Linked DNA regions of Homo sapiens: region 1 is linked to region 2. Evidence: chromatin loops called from intact Hi-C (ENCODE). Cell type or tissue: prostate gland. All regions are shown on one strand. Links, peaks and the distances in the headings refer to the core of each region. The heading gives the core; the rest is flanking DNA.

The links. Peaks named below come from ENCODE experiments on the same cell type or tissue, not always from the same donor. Only the 100,000 strongest peaks of a DNase experiment are listed, where the experiment ranks them.
Region 1: it touches region 2 in a loop (7-fold over the local background); 2 of 110 quality-filtered maps call a loop at or near these places.

What each region holds. Positions count from the first base shown.
Region 1 is chr11:69,080,770-69,083,679 of GRCh38, forward strand. It overlaps TPCN2 (two pore segment channel 2), which reads left to right. Exons shown (of 25, transcript NM_139075.4): 18 at 631-730. It overlaps MIR3164 (microRNA 3164), which reads left to right and starts at 2,407; the gene lies at 2,407-2,489. RefSeq lists an enhancer at 1-195. In prostate gland, for the core only: no CTCF peak of the experiment used is centred there; no DNase peak of the experiment used is centred there.
Region 2 is chr11:68,378,906-68,381,815 of GRCh38, forward strand. The region is part of intron 5 of LRP5 (LDL receptor related protein 5); the gene reads left to right. Among named protein-coding and RNA genes, the nearest start is that of LRP5, 68 kb to the left of the region's middle. RefSeq lists enhancers at 1,513-1,602, 1,633-1,682, 1,983-2,032. In prostate gland, for the core only: no CTCF peak of the experiment used is centred there; a DNase peak (open chromatin) is centred at 1,626; H3K27ac peaks cover 2,495 bases.

The DNA of each region.
Region 1 (2,910 bases), core at 389-2,888, 700 kb after region 2:
GCTGGCATTGCCTTGTCTTTCATGTGCACTGAGCATGCCCGCTGCACTTTGTTCTGAGTCATTACCTTGGGGGGCTGACACTGTGGGTGAGAATGGGTTTGAGTTTCAACAGAAATGAAAGCATGGAAAGACCATGAGGGATGCCAAGCGGGGCTTGGGTCAGGGATGGGGTCAGGGTCAGGGTCATGGGACAGGAGGTGGGCGATGGGGGCAGGAACCAGGGGATGGGGCTGGCGCAGGAGACCGGGGCAGGAGACATGGGCTCACGCAGTTCTGCTGGGGCCTGAGCTGGAGCAAGTCTCAGTGTCTGGAACCTCCATGCCCTCCCGTGTGGACAGAGGGTCTGTGTAGAAGGAGGGCTGCAGCCTTCCCGCAAGGGCTGGCTGGGAAGGTGTTGGGGGGATGGGGGTCGCTCCGGGGCTGCAGGTGGAAGCGGAGCAGTGAGTAGCCCAGGCCCCGCCCTCTCGCCACCCTGCAGAGGCTTTTCTGCTCGGTGTTGGCTGTGGGGTGCACTCCCGTCATGCCCTGTTGCCCTCCCTGCGCCTCCGTCCAGGAACCCGCGCGTTTCCTTGTCTCCTCCCTGTGGGGCTCCTGGGCTCCTCCCAACCCGCCTCCCGTGTCTCTCCCCAGGAGGCCGGAGATGGTGGGCCTGCTGTCGCTGTGGGACATGACCCGCATGCTGAACATGCTCATCGTGTTCCGCTTCCTGCGTATCATCCCCAGCATGAAGGTGTGTGCCGGCCCCACCCCCACTCGCCCCACCCTCCTGGGTCATGCTGCTGCGTTGCTCCAGGGTGGGTGAGCCTGGGGCAGGAAGGGCCCGAGGACTGTGCCCGTCACCCTGGGCTCCCTGGCTGCACCCTCAGCTCTCTGCCGTGCTCTTGTGATGCTGGGGAAGGGTCATTAGAAGCAGGAGAGCCCAGCCCTGCATTTCTGGGTTGGGAGAGGAAGGCGGGCAAGGGTGTGGCGGGTGCAATGCTTTGGCCAGTGGCAGGAGCTCCTTGGGGCTGGAGCCCTGGACACCAGTGCTCCCCCAGGTCTCTGAGGTTCCCAGAAAGGCCTTTGCCATGGCTCCCAGGGTGCTATTAATGAGGGGCAGTGGTATCCCTGGCCAGGGAGCTTGTTTCCAGGATCCTCTAATGCGGGCGCAGGTGGCTCATGACCATCTCTGAGGGCTGGTTTCTCTTAATGCACCGGTTAGGAGCAATGGGCACCTTAAAGGGGCAGGCAGGCAGAGGTCGGGGGTCTGGGCCTTGCTGCTCCTGGCATCATGTCCTAAGACCCATGTTCTGAGTGTCCAGGTCCCTCCTCTGTCCCCGTTCATCCTTCCTCTGAGCTGTGCACCTGTCCCACCTGACAGTATGTCCCACTTGAAGGCAGCTCAGGGGTCCTGAGCCTTCCTACGGGGCTGCTGTGCTGGGACCTTCATACGCACACACACGCGCACACGTGTTCACACATAATTACAGCCATACAAGCACAATCATACATATATACAATACAGCCAAGCACACGTGATCTCACACACAACCACACATGTGACCATGCACATGCATATACACACACAATCACAGGCACACATGATCATACACAGTCACACATATACAATCATGTTTGGATACAATACACATCATCATGCACATACACACGTACATTAATACGCACGCCCGCATCACCGTATGCACAGATAATCACATGCAAATATCCATGTGAACTCATGTCCGTGTAAGACGCATGATCGTGTGTGCACACATCGCATGCAGATATCCATGTGAACTCGTGCCCGGGTAAGACGCATGATCGTGTGTGCACACATCGCATGCAGATATCCATGTGAACTCGTGCCCGGGTAAGACGCATGATCGTGTGTGCACACATCGCGTGCAGATATCCATGTGAACTCGTGCCCGTGTAAGACGCATGATCGTGTGTGCACACATCGCGTGCAGATATCCATGTGAACTCGTGCCCGTGTAAGACGCATGATCGTGTGTGCACACATCGCGTGCAGATATCCATGTGAACTCGTGCCCGTGTAAGACGCATGATCGTGTGTGCACACATCACGTGCAGATATCCATGTGAACTCGTGCCCGGATAAGACGCATGATCGTGTGTGCACACATCGCGTGCAGATATCCACGTGAACTCGTGCCCGTGTAAGATGCATGATCGTGTGTGCACACATCGCATGCAGATATCCTTGTGAACTCGTGCCCGTGTAAGACGCATGATCGTGTGTGCACACATCGCATGCAGATATCCTTGTGAACTCGTGCCCGTGTAAGACACATGATCGTGTGTGCACACATCGCATGCAGATATCCATGTGAACTTGTGCCCGTGTAAGATGCATGATCGTGTGTGCACACATCCACAGTAAGGCCTCAGTGCTATCCACAGGTTCTTGGAAACTGTGACTTTAAGGGAAATGGCGCACAGCAGACCCTGCAATCATGCCGTTTTGCTTGAAGTCGCAGTTTCCCAGGACCTCTCACGTGAGTATATACATGCTCACGATGACACGCAACGTGTGCACACGTACATGCTGACTGGTCTCCACTGTGGCGTTCAGCTGTGTTGTCTAGTTTGGATTCCTCAGGTGGGTTGATGGGGCTGATGTGAAGGCCTTTCTCCCGGCTAGGCTGTGATGAGGAGGAGCGGCTCTTTGGAGCCGGGGCCTCCCTGCTGGTTCTCAGAGGCCCCTTCTCAGACTCAGTTCCTGCAGGTGCTCCTGCCACCTCTAGCTCTGCATTTCTTTGGCGTCTCCAGGCCACAGAGTAGCTGACCCACCTGCAGTGGGTTGGGAGGCAGAGAAGGGCCTCCCACAGGAATTTGAAGTCCGTGCTTGAATGAGGCTGGGGTGGAGGTGTTGGGATGCGGGAGTGGGTGAGTGAGTGCGTGCGGGTG
Region 2 (2,910 bases), core at 86-2,585:
GCGTGGTGGTGGGTGCCTCTAATCCCAGCTACTCCGGAGGCTGAGGCAGGAGAATCGCTTGAACCCAGGAGACAGAGGTTGCAGTGAGCCAGGATCACGCCACTGCACTCCAGCCTGGCAACAGAGCGAGACTCTGTCTCAAAAAAAAAAATAAAAATAAAATAAATAAATACATAAATTGACTTTTAGGAGATTGGTTCAAACAATGTGTGTAATGTTGTGTCTGAGTGTTTTTCATTTATCGTTCATGCAAATTCCGACATCATTCACTCTTCTCCAGAGTGTGCTGTTTTCCTGCCTGTGTCATCACCCGTCACCTTGAATGCCCTCGTTTAGGTAAAATAAGTACATTTTATTCAAAAATATTTGAGGACATTTGGGTTGTCTCCAGGTTCTTGGTCTTGAGTTTTGCTGTTCTTGTGGAGCCATGGTGGTGTCTGGTTGCAGGAACCTCCATGCGTTCCAGCTGCTGCTTCTGCCTGTGTTCTTAGAGAGGAAATGCTGGGGTCCGCGGTTCCCGGGCTGCTGACCAGGAAGCCTGCGGTGCTTTACGGCCCTTCCAGAAGCGGGAGATGCCCCCACTTAAGTGTCAGACAGGCCTTTCCACCTCACTGGCAGCTCTGAGCGGCTCCCTTCTATTTGCAGATGACTGAGAAGTTACCAATTTCCACGTTTACTGACTGCTGTTTCTCCTGTTAATTTGTATTTATAGTCTTCGCTAATTTATTGCTAGGGTTTTGGTGTTGTCCCTATTGACTTGTATGCCTTTTAATTTTTTAAACAACATTAATAGACTTCATTTTTTTAGAGCAGTTTTAAGTTTACAGGAAAATTAAGGGACAAGTACAGAGAGTTCCTTCCACCTGCTGTCCTCCTCTCCTCCTCCCCACCTTCCCTCCTTCCCCTATTGTAACTTTCTTTCTGATATTATAAAAGTCACTCATGGCTGGGCGTGGTGGCTCACGCCTGTAATCCCAGCACGTTGGGAGGCAGAGGCAGGCAGATCACCTGAGGTCAGGAGTTCCAGACCAGCCTGGCCAACATGGTGAAACCCCGTCTCTACTAAAAACACAAAAAGTTAGCCAGGCGTGGTGGCGGGCACCTGTAATCCCAGCTACTCAGGAGGCTGAGGCAGGAGAATGGCGTGAACCTGGGAGGCAGAGGTTACAGTGAGTCGAGATCGCGCCACTGCACTCCAGCCTGGGCAATAAGAGTGAAGCTTCGTCTCAAAAACAAAGTCACACACGCTTCTTGTACGAGGGTCATTTGGCCGAGGGGCCAGATGGCTCACCATCTAGTTGGGACAGGCCATGAGCTCGGAATGCTTTTTACATATTTACATGGTTGAGAAGAAAATCAGGAGAATAATGTTTTGGGACATGGGAAAATGACATGGAATTTGCATTTTAGTGTCCATAAATGAAGTTTTGTTTGCTCCCAGCTGTGTTGACTGAGGCAGGCTGGCTTCCTACAGCTGCGGCAGAGCTGAGGAGGCGGGAAGGAGACCGTGCAGGCCGCAGCACCGAAAATATTTGCTCTCTGGCCCTTCCCAGAGTGCTTGCCGACCTCTGTCCGACAGCTAGAAGGAAGGATAGGACCCGTCCGACGATAACCACTGTTGACATTTGAGCGCGTTTCCTTCCCGGCTTTTGTGTGAGAGTGGCAGTCTGTTTGCTTTTGTGGTCGGGATCTGCTGCACGCACGGCGGGCTGTTTGCATGAGGCTTCCTGGAGGATAGGGCTGGGCTCGGAGCTGCACGCAGTGGGGCGTGTCCTGCATGCAGTGGGGCCTCAGAAGAGAGCTGTGGTGGGCGGGGCAGTGCCAATGCTGGTGGGTGCCAGGCCTCCACGCTCAGATCAGCCCCGGCGACAGGTTTGGGCCACCCTCTCTCTGGCCTCTGTGCAGTGGCCCAGGCCGTCTGCTCTGCCTGGCACACTTGCCTCTGTCCTTCCACTGAAGCGCTCCTCTTACCCTCTGCTCCCGGCTGGGTACGTTGAATTGTGTCCCTCAAGGAGATATGCTAAAGGTCTAACCCCAGGAACCTGTGTATGTGATCTAATTTGGAAACAGGGTCTTGGCAGATGTAATCAAGCGAGGATGAGGTCACCCTAGAGTAGGGGGCCTATATCCACGGTGCTGGTGTCCTCATGAGAGCAGGTGAGCAGACACTGACACTCAGGGGTGAAGGCTGCATGGAGTCAGAACAGGGCTTAGTGCGATGGCGGCCACAAGCCAAGGAACTCCAAGTATTTCCTGCAACACCAGAAGCTGGAAGATGCCAGGAAGGATCCTGCCCTGGAGCCTTCGGAGGGAGTCTGTCCCTGCAGACGTCTTGACTTTTGATTGCAGGGATGCATGTCTTAGGGTGTGTGGGGGGGTGCATTTCTGATGTTAGAAGCCACCTGGTTGGTGGCGATGTGTCACGGGAGCCCTCTGCAGGTTCTGCGTGTCCATGTGGTCGGGGACAGAGGTGGGCAGGGACGGACGGTGTCGAGCTGGACATGTCCATGACGTCGGCCATCCCTTGGGATGGCTTTTTTGTTTTGAGGATAAGGCTGCCTGCCAGGAAGCTGTGCCCTGCCTGGCCCTTGCCCCAAGCCCCTGGCCTGTGCTTGGCCTCGCGGAAGGGATGTCGCCCTTCTCTCCTGCATGCGTGCAGGGAGGAAGGGGAGAGGTCAGCAGCCCGCCTGGAGGAGGCTCGGGCGAGGGGAAGGTTTCACTTTCAGGCAATGTTGTGGGGCTGTTTAAACAACCCCAAAGAAAACCATTTGGCCAAACTGTTAGTTTCCAAACATTTTACTTCCTTGGTGTTTAAATAAATTCCTACCAAGACTCTGTAGCTGGTCCCAGGGAAGGAGTTGGCCTCTCTTCTTTATAGCCCGGCACAGTCAGTCCCCTGCACCTGCCCCT